Linked DNA regions of Mus musculus: region 2 is linked to region 1. The links are chromatin loops, found by intact Hi-C in ENCODE. Cell type or tissue: heart. All regions are shown on one strand. Each heading gives the region's core, and the rest is flanking DNA. Links, peaks and the distances in the headings are about the cores only. Region 1 has its middle 35 kb from the start of Gm21859. Region 2 has its middle 37 kb from the start of Gm21859.

What was found. Peaks named below come from ENCODE experiments on the same cell type or tissue, not always from the same donor. Only the 100,000 strongest peaks of a DNase experiment are listed, where the experiment ranks them.
Region 2: a loop joins it to region 1, with 2.1 times the contacts of the local background. A loop is called at or near these places in 12 of 42 quality-filtered maps.

The regions. Positions count from the first base shown.
Region 1 is chr16:10,875,880-10,884,207 of GRCm38, forward strand. No RefSeq gene overlaps it. Among named protein-coding and RNA genes, the nearest start is that of Gm21859, 35 kb to the right of the region's middle. In heart, for the core only: a CTCF peak has its summit at 3,815; a DNase peak (open chromatin) is centred at 3,802; H3K27ac peaks cover 628 bases; H3K27me3 peaks cover 939 bases.
Region 2 is chr16:10,947,394-10,955,721 of GRCm38, forward strand. No RefSeq gene overlaps it. Among named protein-coding and RNA genes, the nearest start is that of Gm21859, 37 kb to the left of the region's middle. In heart, for the core only: a CTCF peak has its summit at 4,394 (motif pointing right); DNase peaks (open chromatin) are centred at 3,328 and 4,378; H3K27ac peaks cover 467 bases.

The DNA.
Region 1 (8,328 bases), core at 31-8,030:
AACCTGTATGAGGGATGAGCAGAGGAGAGGCTGTCATCACCTCAGAGGGGAGAAGCTGGCAAGACTTTGCCTGCCTTCATCTTCCCCTGTAAGAAAATGGAGGCTAGAGACTTCTGCTCCTCTTTGTAGGTAGGTGTCCCTACTGGGATACTGAGAAAGCTCCCACTCCTTGATGACAGGATGTCAGCTGTCCCTTCTGGTCCCAGGTGTCCTCCCCCACCCACCTTCCAGCCTCTTCTGACTGAGGAAGCTCCGCAGCTTAGCCCTGGCACAGGGCCTTTGCACTGCTGTCCTTGCTCACGCTTTCGGGTCCTTCCCATCCAGCCCCTGTACACGTGCTCCACCGTGCCTATCACTCCCGATTTTTAAAAGCTGTGTCCATTTGCTTGCACTTGAGGGTGGCAAGAGGAGGCTCAGAGAAGCCGCACAGTTTGAGGATGCACAGTGGGTGGGGAGGCCGACTGTTCTGCTCAACCCTCCCTGGGGTGGCTACATATGCAGATTATCATACAGATGAGCCCAGAGACTCTTAAGGACTATTTTCTCCTTTGAAAACCCACAGATATGCAAGCATGGTGCAAGCACAGGGCTCCAACCGGGCACCGAGTAGAGGACCCTTGAGGTCATGCTGTGTCTGCTGAACAGGGCCTTCCTACCTTGTCCAGGGCCCAAGCCAGATGTCTGCAGCCTCCCTGTCTCCTAGAGTGAAGTTCTGTTCCTAGTGAGGCTGCAAGATCTACCTCTGCCCCACCTGGAGAGGTGAAAAGAATGGACAGAAGTGGGGAGGAGGGAGGGGTGGGCATGTGAGAGCCAGTTCTCAGCCCTCTTTCCCCACATGCCCCCCCTCCACCAGTCCCCCAGGGAGGGAGCCTTCAGGAGGCTCAGGGAGGACAGGAGAAACAGGAGCATGCCTGGGAGAGTGGCTAAGGACTGGTGCTGCTGGCTCTGTTACTCCAGAGCAGTGACAGCACCTCTCTGTCCTTCAATGTCAGGCTCTGAAAACAGCGATGGCAATAGCCATAGCAGGATTGAGAGTGGGATAGATTTGTGACACAGGACCACATCAGCTGTACTCGTCACATGGGACTGGAACCAAGGTCCCCTGACCCCACCTTTGGGCATCTAGTGCAGCTGCCGACCCCCAGTCAGGCTCGCTGAGCAGGGTCTCCTTCCAGCCCCACTGCCTAACTAATCTTTATTGTCCCAAGTCACAGCCAGGTCACCCTGGTGGCTGTCTCTCGAGTATCCCAAGAACAGGCAGAGGCTGAAGCATTGTGGCAGGGACAGAGACAGCTGGTGGGTAAGCTCTGCTGTGGGGGACATGGTGGAGAGGGTGGCTGTAGCCTACCCCAGCCTTGAGTAGGCTGGCTTTGACCTTGCTGCCACTGAGTATGAGACCACCTGGAGTGGAGCCTTCCTACTTAGATGGCTCTATTCTTCTGTCATCTGTTGCTGCTCTTCTCCAAGACACTGTTACCTGCTGAGAGGCCCTTGAGATATTCCTGAGACAGCATCCAGCAGATCACCTACAGGCTGGCAACAGGCACCAAGAATGGATTGGCGGGGGATGGGCCTCCCCCTTTATAAGCACAGACTCTTAGTAAACTTGGGGGCCTTGAACAGAAACGCATCTTGGCCTCCATTATTTCTCTCGTCGTTCTCTCCCATACAGCTCCTGCCTCCCACTCAGGAACCCAGTTAGTGTGGCCGCAGGCGGCTTACAGGTGGCAGTGACTTCATGTAAGATTATGGCTGTGGGTTTAGGTCATAGCAGGAGACTGGTTTGGGGGACTCAACTGATAACAAAAGCTACTCAGGTGGGTGGCCACCTCACCTATTTTATAAAACTTGGAAGCCACACGTTTGTTCGGTTATGATACCACTTAAAGGCAACCTTCCTCCACAGAACCAACTCATGAGCCCCAGTTTCCTTTTGTTGTTAATTTCAGTTTACTTGAGACAGGGTTTCATGTAGCTGAGGATGACCTTGACCTGACCTTCTGGCCTCTACTTCATAGGGGCTGGGATTGCGGACATCTTTCCTCAAACCCTCACTACTTTTTTTAAGGTGCTGAGGATCGAACATTCTAGGTAAACAATTCTATCAACTGGGTTGCAGCCCCATCCTCTCTGTGATTTTGCTTATCTCTGCCTGTCTCCTCTGATGGCTGAGTCTTGGACCATCTTATGTCCTGAGGATTCCCTGGACACAAGGACTAGCAGATACTCACTCACAGCCGGCAGAGCACCCCAACCCCACTCTTGCCCGTCAGCTACTCACCCTGAAGACGGATGGTCCTCAAGGGCTCTGAGAGCGACTCAGAGAGGCTCCCATTGAGGGCCACCTCCCTGCCATGCCACAGTACCACCTGGTACAGGATGTGGGTGCTTTGTGCTTTCTGGATCACAGTCCTCAGGGCCAGCTCCGTGGGAAGTGTGCTGAGCTGGAAGAGAATGGGGTGGCTGGTGTGGAACCCAGCCACGCACTGCTTGGGGTGGGGAAGGAGAGACACACCCAGAAAGAAAAAGGAACTGTGTGTGGATCAGTGTTTCCTGCATCTTCAGAACCACAATGCTAAGCATGAGCAGGGAGTGGGGCAGATTGTGAGCAGCAGAGGGTAGAGAGCCCATGAGCTCTGCAGACATGCAGTGCGCCTCTGAACTGTTTCCTATGAGGTAAGAATGCCAGCTCCCATTGTATCCATCCCTCCTTTTCTGTCCCCCTGTGTAGCCCAGGCTATCCTATAACTCACCACAGTTACTCCCTAGTGCTATGACTCCGCAGGTTTCCTATGCATGTCTAAAGCCATCCCCACCAGCTCCTCCCTGGGTAAGGGACCTTTCCTTCCTGCCTAGCTGCCATTCCCCCTTGCTATCACCTGCAGGCCTATTACAGCACTGCAGCTATGGAAACCTGACATTTCCTGGGAGGAAGGTGCTTGTAGCATAGTGCCGTCTGTGTGGGCTGACAATCCCGGCACACGAAAAGTGTTCTTCCCCGTGCCATTCCTGCAGAGCCTGTCTGTCCCAGTTCAGGGCCTTCTGTAGTTCTCAGACTCATTCCACCCCAGGCTTTTAGCATGGAGTGCTCTTTTCCCAGACTGCTTGTCATATAGGATAAGGTCAAATGTCACCTCCTCGGTGATACTACCTGACCTCCTAATCATTCATATATAGAACTTATATGGGTTTTTTTGTCATCTGCCTCCACTGGATTATATGTTCAGTGGCAGTCAGGGCTCACCCATTCTGTTTTATGCTATATCCCAGCTTCTGGAGCGGTACCTAGGGTCTAGGAGATGATTAGTCGATTATGGAGGTGAGACATACAGCTGAGTGTCTCTTCCAGCCATTTTTCCCCCTTCTGAGCCTACCCCAGAAGCAAAGCCTCAAATGAAGTTCTCTTCTTCCTAGAAAGACATACACACCTGGGGGGTGAGATCTGTTGCATCTGGATGACATTGGCAAGGCTGTCCTTAGCAGCTAGCAGGCTGGTGCTCACATGGAAACAGTGCTCCCCCACCTCTAGGGCAAAGCTGATTTTGGTCTCATCCTTGGAGCACCGGAGCTGGTGTAGGGGCGATGCCTTCGTCAGCCAAGTAGCAGCTGGCTCCAGGCTCTGCCTCCCAGAGCCCCAGACCCAAAGGGCACACAGACCCTGGGGTGAAGAAACTGTTGAAATGAGGGTCTTGAGTCAGATAGGGTCAGCCTGGTGTTACCTAGGGCCAGCCTGGTACTACCTGCCCTGTGGCCAGAGACTGGCAACATACCTCATGGCTCAAGGCAAGGATCTAGTTGTGATACCACTTATGACCACAGAGGGCAGTGCTACACAGGACAATGCTGGGGTGATAGATCAGGCTCCAGGACAGCTCTCCTAGCCATGGGTTGAGTTATTGACAGCTAGATCTTTGATCTCCTGAGCCTAGGGCATTTGATCTTACAGATAAGGATGCTTGCTTTATTAATTGACTGGTTTGAAAACTGTACTGAAGTGATGTGCCATCTTATGGGCTGGCAGAGTGACTGTCAGTATAGATTCCAGACTCCCATAGAAGAACCATAAAGACTTAGGGAAAGGAACAAGAATTGGTGCTCATACTTTGGGGTCCACAGTTTCCTTATTCCACCCCACTGAGTCTACCTGGATTATAAAATTAAGTTTATTATCACGAGTAAAAACTAAACAAGAGGACTGGAGAGGACACTCAGTTAAGAGCACTGGCTGCCCATCTGGAGGACGTGGGTTTGAGTCCCAGCACCCACTTAGCGGCTCAAATCTGTCAGTTTTTTGAGTCCCTGGAAAGACAATGTTCTCTCTGGCCTCTGAAGACACCAGGCATTCACATGGTACCCAGATATACACTGTAGGCAAAACACCCAAACACACAAAATAATAAAGTAAGAACTAAATGATTTTAAAATGCTGCTTCCAACAAGCTCAGAGGCCCTGTCAGCATGTTTAAGCTAATTCTCATCCAGTACAAACAATCAAAAAATGCAAACAATGATGCTCTGCAGACTGACTGCCTTGACATGCCAGGGGAGCACACATGAGGACTTTTAAAGAAAGTTAGTGAGAAAAGACGAAAGGGAAAGATCCAGGCAGTGGGCAAAGCACTAAGCAGGTATGATTGTAGAATACAGGCTCTGAGGTTAGATCTGTGGACTTAATCATGACTCCCCAGCCTACTAGCCAGCACACAAACAACTCGGAGTCTTTGCCCAGTTTCATTATTTTTAAAAAATAAGAATACTAAATACAATAGAGCTAAATGAGCTGTGACATAAGGGATGAAGAGTGCACCCCTGTATTCTGAGCACTCAAAAAAGGAAGTTCTAACCTGGGCTACAGAAGACCATGTATCTAAGAAACTAAACATCCCAGCTTTTGGGATTACACAGTGTTATATAAAAATCCTTGTTTTACAAAACGCTCGAGGTCTTTAGGAGCAGGGACAGAGCCTTGTTAGCTCAGTTACATGGAAATGTGTGGTCTGCCTTGGCCGATCACCACTTCCTTGCTGTTGATTGAGACAGGGTCTCATGTAGCCCAGGCTGGCCTGAAATGAGCTATGTAGCTAAGGCTGGTGTTGGCCTTCTGATCCTCTTGTTTCTACCTCCTAGTGTAGGGTTATAGATATGCATAGCTTATGGGGGGCTGGGGCTGGAGCCCAAGGCCTTATCCACATTAGGCATCCCACCTGCTGAGCCTCATCCTTGGCCCAACAGAGACCTTTCCTGTGTGCTGAGACCATCTAAGAGACACTTGAGAACAAACTAAAGTGGTCTTTGACTACGGTGCTCCCACCAGGGAAAGGGCTGTAGACAGCAGGCACTCTGTAAACAAAGGCAGGCCAGGACACAAGAAGGAGGACATTGGAACCAAGCCTGACAGCTGGTTGGGAAATGCAGTGGCCAGGGATTGGGGTAGGGGTGTATGGCTCAGTAGTAGAGAGCTTGGCTAGCATTCATGAGGCCATGGGCCAGGCCTAAGAACAGGCAGAGGGACAGTGGGCAAGGGAAGGGGAGGATGGGGAGGAGGGGCAGAGGTAGGGAGGGTGGGAACAGGAAGTGGGGAAGTACTGGCCAGTTGGCACGCCTCATCACTCACTGGCTTTACCAAGCAACTACTCTGTATTGGTCCCTGTGCCAAGGGCTGGCTGGCATCCCCTGTAGGAGCTCCTTCTTTGGGGACTAGGGACAGACAAGGAGGTGAACAGTAACAATGCAGAGGCTGCTTTCAGTCATAGCCCAACAAGCCACCCTGTCGACCCAGGCTTCCCTGTAATGGCTCCAGGGTGGGGTGGGGAGTGGAGTTTGCTCTGCTCAAAGGGCTGGGGCAGCTGCTGCAGCTGCTGGGACATGCCAGGTTGGGGAGCCAGGTGGAGTATCAGGTAACAGGCACCAGAGCCGGCAGACCTCCCAGCTCCCCAGGGTCCCCTGGGTCCCTCTGAAATGTACACATAGGGATGTTTGGGAAAGCCAGAGGGGGAACCAGGGTTTTAGAATGGATGTCTCTGGAGTGCACTGCAGGCCTTTGACAGACTTGGAGGTGCTGACACCGCCTAGGCTGCACTGTCTGGAACCTTAGGAGCTGGGGGTGCTGGGGTGGTTACCTTGGCCGTGGAAGGGGCTGATCCAGGACAGCAGCCCAGAATGGAGGGGAGGCGGCACCAGCCCCACGGCAGCAGCTCTGTGCTGGAGCCGGCATGAGCATGTCCAGTTCAGCGCTAACCCGCTAGCCTGAGGTGAGAGGGTCAGAGAGTCCCCAGTGTGAGTGGTCTACCCAAGTGTGGGCTTCTGTCACCAGGGGACCGGGTCACAGGTCCCACTCGTGCAGCTTCTGTCTAGCTCTGGCACACCTCCCTCTTAACCTCAGCTTCCCTAAAAGGGCTAAACATGGCTCTGGACTGTGTATCTTCCAAGAGCCCACATTCTTGGGTTTGTATAGCAGGAGCCCTCGGGGATATGGGCAGCAGCCTTACTCCGGAACCCCAACCTGCTCCCAGGAGTCCTCCATGCAGCCCTTCTGCAAGTTGCTTATCTGTGGGGCCATAGAATCTGCAGTAGAGACTGTTCTATGCACCCATGGGTGTTTAGCAATGTTACTCTCCTGGCTTAGCCACCAGACATTTCCCCAGGCAGTGCAAAACCTCACCCAGTTGACAGTGTGGGGACTGAGTTCAAGAAGGGGAGCTGGTACCCCACACCCCACTTAGCAGGAAAGAGTCCAAGAGTTCCACTAAGACCAGTGGCTGGAGAGAGAGAGAGAGAGAGACCTTCAGAAGAGTAGTCAGTGCTCTTACCCACTGAGCCATCTTGATAGCCCCCATAACCAGGCCAACTCTTTGGTTGTCATTGTTTTAACTGAGCCTCTACAAACTGTAAAGTGCTGTGAGCACCTGTCACACATGTCTGCTATGTGTAGGGCAAGGAAAGGGAGGGGACATGGATCTTATGGTTGGGACTCCTGGATATCAGGGACACCATGAATATTAACACCAAACAAAGTGTCATTGTATGCTGCGGCCACTAGGGAGGGGAGAGAGGAAGAAGGGAGGAAGGGAGAGAGGAAGGGAGAGAGGAAGGGAGAGAGGAAGGGAGAGTGGAAGGGAGAGTGGAAGGGAGAGAGGAAGGAGTGAGGAAGGGAGAGAGGAGGGAGAGGGCTGGGATCTAGTGTAGACCCCAGAAAGCCCAATGCCAGCTTATGAGTGATCTCAGAAAACTGAATGACAAAGATGGAAACATTTGAAGCCAGAGGAAAATGATCCAGATGATAGGGAAATCATTCAGGGTCCAGGGTGGTTGAGAGGCAGACCCCTGCATCTATCTGGAGAGCAGAGGAAGGCAGAATGTAAAGTCAGACTCTGGAATCACAGACTGCCTGAATTCAAGGCCATTATAAACATTATAAATCTTCATTATAAGCCAGCTGTGTGGCCTGAAACAAGTGACTCAACCTCTCTGAGCCTCCACCCCTTGTCTGCAGAAGGAAGGAACGGGGAGAGGAGCTGGAAGGGCACTGGGTGGAGCTCTGAGGCTCTCAGGGTCAATATTGATTGTCTACTTGACAGGATCTAGCATTCCCAAAGAGCTAAGCCTCTGGACATGCCTGTGAGAAATTTTCTAGAATTGGTAACAGAGGTGGGAAGGGTCATCCTGTTGGGGTCCCAGACCAAATATACAGGAGAAAGCAGGCTGAGTAGCAGCATCCATCTCTGCTTCCTGACCGTGGATGCTGTGTGAGCGATGTCTCACGATCTGCTGCACGGCTCTCCATTACAGTGAATGGTGAGCCAGGCAGCCCCTCATCCTTTAAGTTAGTGACTTTCACAGTGGCTCTTCCAGAGCTGACTTCCAGTGACAGAGAGCTGAGCAGAGTGCAGAAAGCTTGCCTGGCCGACAGACATGCAGTAAGTGTTCGGTCACTGCTGGCCCTTACCCTGTCCTCCTTGTCCCTTAGGACCACTTGAGGAACACCAGGGCATCTGTGCTGTGATTTCTGATGCCTGGCCAGAAGTCAGAGAGTAAAAATACCTTTTCCTTCTCCTACTTTGGGAAATTATGTACTTCTAATGAGTAGCAAGGACTAGGATGTCTTGGTCAAGGCAGGACTAGATGTGGGCCCAGAGGATACTATGCTCTTGACCTAAGCTCACCGTGCATCTGTAGTTCACCTTGCAGGTTGGCCTCACCAGGGCATACCTCAGGGCCTCACCGTTATGCTGGCTGTGCCCCCATAGCTCCAGACGGCCCTCCTGGAGGCAGTAGCTTACAGAGTAGTTGATGGATATAGGGCCTACTGAGATATGTGCAGAGAGCTCA
Region 2 (8,328 bases), core at 324-8,323, 72 kb after region 1:
TTGACAATCTTGGGTTTAAAAAACTTATGAAAATTAATTCTTCCTGTTTTCACATTTTAAAAATGTTAAATTGGGAAAGTTAACATTCCACAGTTGAGAAACACACACATGCAAGCCCATCTCAGCATCCTGCAGAACTTCACCTGAGCTTGAGAGAGTTTCTACAAGACCTCTCCACGCTAGTCTCCTAGTCCCTCCCCCAGCAACTTCTGTAGGCCCCACCTTACCTGCTTTGGGAAGGGAAAAGATGGGAGGAGGGGGTGGGAGGGTACACCTGTAAGTTTAGCTCTGCTCTTCCCAGCAAAATAAAATAGTCAGAGGGACAAAGGGACACCCGGGAGGGAGCCTGACTCTTTCAGGTCAGGGTGGGTCAGGGCGGCTGCTCTCACCAAGCCACTTAGAAAGCAGCAGATTTACTTACTGCCCAAGGTCACTCCTGCCTGTGCCCAGAGCAGGAACAGCACCAGGACACCCCACCCCCGTACCAGTGGCAGCATCCTCCACAGGGAGCCCACAAACCACAGCTCACTCCCTAGAGGAGTTGGCTCTGCTTTCTCCTGACCAAAAGAGAGGGAGTGGGGTGGTGGGGCATAAACCAGCCAATCAGAAGCCTGTGGTGATACCACCAGCTCCCTGGGAAGGCATAGGAGGGGGGTTGAGATCACTGGGGGAAAAGCTCTGTTTTGTGGGAAGCAAAGGCTCTCATCTCCTAGGAACTAGTGAGGTCTCAGGGCAGTTCACACCTTGTAGCTGTGCTGTTTTAATGTGTGTGTGTCTGTGTGTCTGTGTGCCTGTCAGTGTGTCTGTGTCTGTCTGTGTGTGCGCGCGTCTGTGTGCATCTGTGTGTGTGTGTGTGTGTCTGTGTGTGCGCGCATGCGTGTGTGTATGTGTGTACATGTATTTCACAGCATGTGTGTGGAAGTTAGAGGACAACTTTGCAGGAGTCAGTTCTGCCAGATGGAGTTTGGGGACTGTGCTCAGGCTCTGCACTAAGCTCCATTATTGACTGAGTTATCTTACTGGCCCTGCGGATTTTGCTTGTTTGTTTTGTAATCTAACATATAAGACATAAAAAATGCCTGTCTTCATGCATGTAATTAAGTAGCCTTAAGGACATCTAAGCTACTGAGCCACCACCTGCTAGGCCTGTGGTCAGACGCTTGGCTTAGCTGTACCTGTGCTGGAGGCAACAGGGTGACCATGAGGGCAGATCTATGAGGCCTTGGGGACAGTGGTGTCACAGTGCTGGGGCTCAGGGCTTTCCCAGAGGATGGGAAAAGCTGAACTGATCACATCTACCTTGTACTCCCCAAACTGGTCTCAGTTTCCCTCCATGGGCCTTTTTTTGCTGATCTCCAGGTCCCAAAGCTCCCATGGCAAACGAAGTCTTCATGAAGCACTTGGTTGAGGTAGGAAATCTACAGTGCAGCTCCACCATTCAAGGTGGGAAGCTCAAGGCTGGAGCAGTGGCTCAGTGGGTGCTTGTGGATGGGTAAAGTGGGTAAGCTTGAGGGCTGTGATGGCTTGTATATTCTTGCACCAGGGAGTGTCACCATTTGGAGGTGTGGCCTTGTTGGAATAGGTGTGACCTGGTTGGAGTAGGTGTGTCACTGTGGGTGTGGGCTTAATACTCTCACCCTAGGTGCCTGGAAGTCAGTCTTCCACCTGCAGCCTTTGGATGAAGTAGTAGAACTCTCAGCTCTGCTTGTGCCATGCTCCCACCTTGATGATAATGGACTGAACCTCTGAACCTGTAAGCCAGCCCCAATGAAATGTTGTTTTTATAAGACTTGCCTTGGTCATGATGTTTGTGCAGGAATAGAAACCCTGACTAAGACAGGACCTAAGTTCAACTCCCAGCCACATGAAAGCCAGACATGTGGCTCACACCTACAACCATAGCACTGGGGAGGGGGAGCCCAGATCGGGCTGGCTAGTCTATGGGCTAGCCCAAAGTAGTGAATTTCAGATTTAATAAGAAACTCAGTTTCATAAGCTAAGGGGTCTGGGAAGAGTCCAGATTCCTGCACCATGTTGGGCAGATCACAATTGCCTGTAACTCTAGCTTCAGGAGATCAAAGCCCTCTTCTGGCCACTGTGGTCATGTACACACACACACACACACACACACACACACACACACACACACAAATAAAAATGTAAAAAGAGCCAGATATAAGGACATAAGTCCATATGTGCACGTGTGCATGCACACACAGACATACACACACAGAGAAATGCAGTGCACAATACTTCAGCATTGCCACAGCCTTGTGCATCTATCACACAGGCAGGTTTAAATTGCTTTGAAAGGAAACCTTAAGATCTTTAATCCAGAGCCTCTGGCCTCTGGCCCTGGCCACCATTTTTATTTTTATGGGTGTGTCCTTTGGATATTTCACACAAGCAGTGTGGCATATGGTCTTTTGTATATGCCTTCCTTTTCAAACAGGTGGTGTTCCCATCCCAAACATTGTTACTGTCCAGAGCCCTGATCCACAAGGCTGAAATCACAGCTTCTGGGGCCTATGGTGCTTGCCATGGTGACTTCAGGGAGAGGTAGAAAGCTGAGTCCCAGAAGGTTGTCTGAAGGGTGGCATGCCTAGTGGGGACACAAAATGCACCTACAGGTGACATGCACACTGAAACAGTGCTGGCCAGGGAGTGCCGGGCAGTTTCTTGTGGCCTCCAAGAACAGATCCTAACAGTAATAATAAGAACACTGTCCCCAGGAAGCTGTAGCTAGCACTGATAAAACCCTCACATGGAGCAATTCCATCAGTGCCTCAGCCATGCCCCCCCCCCCAGGTGGAGCAGGCCTCAGAGAGAGTAGGTAAGTCACTCCCCCAACCTCACACAGCTTCTGAGGGTTTTAATCTACTCTAGCTGAAGAGGCCTTGCTCTTTTAACCCTGGTGGCTTTCCTCGGCCCATCTCCACCTTCTCCCCTGGGAGAGTCTATCTCAGCCTATAGTCTGGATTCTCCCCATCCAGAGTCAGGAGAGTGAGCCAAAGCCTACCATCTCTGCTGTGTGGGCTCCAGGCAACACAGAAATGTTGACAGAGTGGGCATTCTACAAACCGGTGCCTACGCCCCACCGCAGCAACAGAATCACCAGGGTGGCCCCTCCTCCCGTCCTCCCAGCCATTGGTAGCTCATGGTTCTGCAGTCATTCCAGAACAAGAAAGGAGCTCCACACCCGGCCTCATCGCTTCACGTTTATAGTATTACAGGGCCAAACCTTGGTCAGCTGGCCATGGAGCCAGGATAAGGGACAGCATTCATGCAGACAAGCACCTGATGCAGACCCTGCCCCCACTTCCTATTCCCACGCCTACACTCCTGGCGCTAACGTGACGTCACTTCCTCTCACTGCACAATGACCAGAGCATGAGCCAGGCCTACTGCACATAGGCCGGGACTATTGGGTCAGAAGCCTACATCCTTCTAAGAATTTATTTTCTCTGTTCTGGAGACAGAAGCCAGGGCCTTGCCCGTGTGAGCTAAGTGCTCACTGCACACCTATAGCACTTGTTTCTTGTTTGATACTGTTTCACACTGATTTTATTTTTGTGTTTCTTTTTAAAGATTGCTATTTTGTATGTGTATGTTCCTGAGTACACTTATGTGAAACAGCCAAATACACATATGTACAATACATGTGTGGGTACCTGCAGAGCACAGAAATTAGTGCCAAATCTCCTGGAGCTGTAGTTTTGGGCAATTGTGAGCCACCCAGAGTTGGTGCTGGGAACCACACCCTGCCCCTCTGTAAGGGCAGTGAGCGCTTCTGACTGTGAGCCATCTCCCCACCACCTGCTCCCACCCCCAGCTTTGCTATTATGTTTTGATTTTCACTTTTTCCCAAGACCATATCCTTGTTCACAATTTTAGGTTTATAGAAAAAAAAATGAAAGAAAGCCAGGGGTGTCCCGTCCTTCTGTTTCATGCCTTCAGCCTGCCCACACTCCACAGCCCACACCATGGAGCTCCAGCTGCTAGGAGTCTTGGACCCACCAGTGGCTCAAGTGGCTCACAAGAAGGTTGCTTCTGAACATGATGGTGCAAGCCTACTATCTCAGACTCAAGAGGCTGAGGCAGGAGGATCAAAATTTCCCTGGAGATATTTTCTGTGTCTCAGAAAAGCAAAAACAAGAGGTGGGTTGTGTGTGTGTGTGTGTGTGTGTGTGTGTGTGTTATGTAGCCCAGGCTGACCCAGAAAGTCTGATCCTCCTGCCCTCCATGCCCCAAGTGCTAGGTGAACTGCTCAGATAGTGCTGGGAATTAAGCTCAACGACTCCCTCCCACTAGGCAACACCCTGCCCACTGAGTCAGGTCCCCAGCATTCCTGTGCAGAGCCAGGGACATCCCATGGGAAAGGTCACCAGCAGAGGGCCCTCGAGCTGCGGGAGCCTGGTGGGCCTGCCTTATGAAATGCTGCTTGTCTGTTATCTTTGGGAAGAAAGGAGCAGGAAGGCTCTGTCCCTTTTCCATTGACTGTTCAATGAACTGTATGACCTTTGAAAACCTGCTTTCTTTCTTCCTTTCTTTCTTTTTTTTTTCCTCTTTCTCTTTCCTTTTCTTTTCTTTTCTCTCCTTTTCTTTTTGAGACAGGGTTTCTCTACAACACAGCCCTGCTGTCCTAGGGCTGACTCTGTAAACCAGACTGGCCCCAAACCCACAGAGATGCCTTTGCCTCTGCCTCCCAAGTACTGGGATTAAAGGTGTGCACAGTCACTGCCTGTCAAAAACAAGTTTCATGATCTCTTTGTGTTTATTCATTCACAGGCAAAAACCAAAGGGCTGAAAATGATAAGCGAAGTGTTTCCTCCCTGTGTTCAATGGAGAACAAAGGCCAGAGAGGAGTCAGAAGCAGGAGCTGTCACGTGAGGAGCCTAGCATGGCCCAGACTCTGGAGACAGATGGTGCAGTCAGCAGACACAGTAGACCAGCAAGCACCCTGCTCACAGGAGAGGGCAGAGATTTACACAAAAGCAATACAACTCATAGCAAGCAACTATGTGCTCCTCTACAGGCATACAACTATCTTAGGTACCAGCATGTCACTTGTAAGCATTTACCCACAAGAGGAGAAAGCACACAAGGGGCCAGCCAAATGACCCAGCTTGTAAAGGTGCTTGCCACCAAACCTGATGACCTGAGTTCAGTCCGCAGGACCCACACGATGGAAGGAAAGAAGTGGCTCGTACTCTGTCTAAGCCTCTATATGTACACCATGGTACATGTGCGCCTACACAGTCACACACCCAATAAATGAACGGGGGCGGGGGGGAAGACACACAACTTCATTCTGTATGGATGTCCACAGCTGCTTTTTTTTTTACTCAGAGTTAGAAACAACACAAACAGCCCTCAAAAAGAACCTAGATAGACAGGTTGGGTAATCCATGAAGTGGAATACTATACAACAATAAAAAGGTGCAAGGTCTAAGGATTGACATCATAGTCCACAATCTCAGGAAGGGAGGGCTCACCTGGACATGTATCAGTAACTTAACTCTGAGCATTGCAGTATTTACCTCTGTTAATTAAGTAAGGAGACTTGCCAAACAGCTGCAGTGTGTAGCCAGCCCACACTGTCCTAACTACTGCTCTGATGTGGGGTGCTGGGAAAACTCTTAATGACAGGCTGACACCCACAAACATACCAGTGAACCCTTACTCATTGCCAGCTGATAGACTTTCCCAATCAGAGGTCAGGTTCCTGATCCTGCTGGAACCAAGGCCTCAGGCCAGCTGAGAGACGGCAGCAGGCAGGAAGGCAAACTCACAGCCCATGACTCCTCACTGCAAGGTGGGCTGGAGAAGCTCCGCCTCCTCTTCCGTCTCTATGGGACACTTCCAGGTGCCCAGTACTCCTGGTGTTGCGGGCTCTCCATGTTACATGGGGAGGGGGTCTAGGCATGGACAGTCACCAAGTGCTGAATGCAAGCCAGGAGAAAGGCATAGAAAAATCCCTCCTCCTTCCTCCCATAAAAAGTTCTCCGCAGGGGCACATACATGAAGAGGATGCGCTGCTTAAGACTCCTGTTTCCTTCCTAATGCTAAGTCTTTCAAAAGAGCTTGAACTGCCAGCCTGATCCTTGGCTGTCTTTCACTGTCCCAGGCTATGCACTCTGACCTCAAGAAGCCACTGGCACTGTGTACTCAAGCTCAGAAAGCAGCACATGGTTTCTATCCAAAGCCCCACTGTCCTTCCCCAGGAGTGGGCTCTGGACCAGAACACTCCGGTCGGGGCTCCCACCAGGTCCCTGGATGGGCGTGTGTACAGCACATGTGTCGGCACAGCCACACTGGGTAGTTTGGCAAGCTCATTTATTTTGGAGGGCTCTCTTTTGGTTTTGAGATGGGGGGTCTCACTACAGGTCAGGCTAGCCTGAAAATCCTGATCTTTCTGCCTCCACCTCTGATGTTCAGGAATGATAGGTGTGCCTCACCAAGCCCCACTTGATCAGCTTGTTAATGATAATTTCCATCTGCAAATGCGCCCGCCCACCCACCATCACCCAGAATTTCAAAAGAATATAAGAAGGGCACTAAGCTATGTCGGATCAGGTGTAGTCGATGCTGCTTGCCTAGCGTGCGTGAAGTTCTGGGTTCTGTGCCCAGCACTAGATAAAGGCTAGTGAGCATGTCTGTAATGACAGCAGCGGGGAGGTGGAGGCTTATGTTATCCTGAGATGTAGTGAATCTGAGGACAGCTGGGGCTACGCGAGACCCTCTCAAAACAAACAAAATACTGTGAAGCCATCATTTACCAGCAAATGGAATGTGCATATTCGTTTCCTTCTGGGCAGCACATACAGAGAGCAGCAGGTCCTAAAAAGCACAAGCCTGTCAAAGATAAAGAGACTGCCACTAACACACGAGTGATAGATAAGGCTCACTCAGACTGTGGAATACTACACAGCAGTGAAAAGGAAGAAAGCAATGTTCAAGTTACAACACACATTAACCTCAAAAGTGTTTAAAAAAAAGTCAGGACACACAGGGAAGCCCGGGTAGCATTTGACTGTTTACATGAAATATCCTGAATAAGTAAATCTACAGAGACAAGAAACAGATTGGCTGTGGGTGGGTGGGGTCACACACTACTCAAAGGTTCAGAGTTCCTTTCTGGGGAGATAAACTATTAACAACCCTGCAAACATACTCAAAATCATGCATTGTGTTGAGGGGCTTGTGGCTCACGCCTGTCATTCCAGTACTTAGAAGGCAGAAGTAGATGGATCAGGAATTTGGGGGCAGCCTGAGCCACATAAGACCCTGTCTCAAAAAACAAAACCAAAATGTATCACACACCTCAGGTGAGTTATGTGGAGTGTGAATAAACTCAGTCTCTGTAAAGATGAACTCCACTCCCACAAAAAAAAAAAAAAAAAAAAAAAGAATTCTTACCTCTAGTAAGAGGTAAGCTCTAGTAGGGGCTGTTGACAGTTCCTCCCTCCCTCCCTTCCTCTCCCCCTCCCTCCCTTCCTTTCTCTCCCTTTCCTTCCTCTCTCCTCCCTCCTTTCCTTTCCTTTCCTTTCCTTTCCTTTCCTTTCCTTTCCTTTCCTTTCCTTTCCTTTCCTTTCCTTTCCTTTCCTTTCCTTTCGACAGGGTTCCAAGTGGCCCACGACAACTCTATTTTCTATATAGCTAAGGGTAGCCTTGAACTTATGACAGGTGTGGTGCTGAGACTGCATATGCGGGATAAGCTCCCCACCAACTGAGCTCCATCCCAGATATGTTCTGTGCACTTCAGGTTGTCTTAGGCACATGGCCTCTCACATCTGCTTTCTCTTTGCTCCGTGCTTTTGAGGCTCACCCACACCATGGGTGTGGGCACTTTTTTCCTTTTTTAGGACATAACATGTGTTTAACCGTAAGCTCAGGCCAGCCAGGGATACAAATCCTGAGTGTGGGAGGACTGGCTGTGGGCCCTGCGCTTTGCTGGAGCTCTAGAGTGATTTTTGTGCCTAATAGGCACTGAGAGTCATGTTGGAAAAACATATACATGTGTGTGTGCATGTGTGTGTGTGTGTGTGTGTGTGTTTTAAGCACAGCTGGTGTGAGACTATTGGGTGGAGACCAAGGAGGCTGCTGAACATCCTACAGCTCACAGCCCCCACAGAAGGATGTGGCCAGGGTCGTGATGTATTCTAAGTCCTGGGTGAATTTTAGACCTGAGGTCCCTCTGCTGTGAACAGTTCCAACATTGCTACCCAGCATGCACAGCCTCCTCAAGCCCCCTTGCTTTATTTGTAAGTGCCACCGAAGGCTGCCTTTCATCCCGGGTTCTCAGCAGGAGTAAAGGGATCTCAGTGT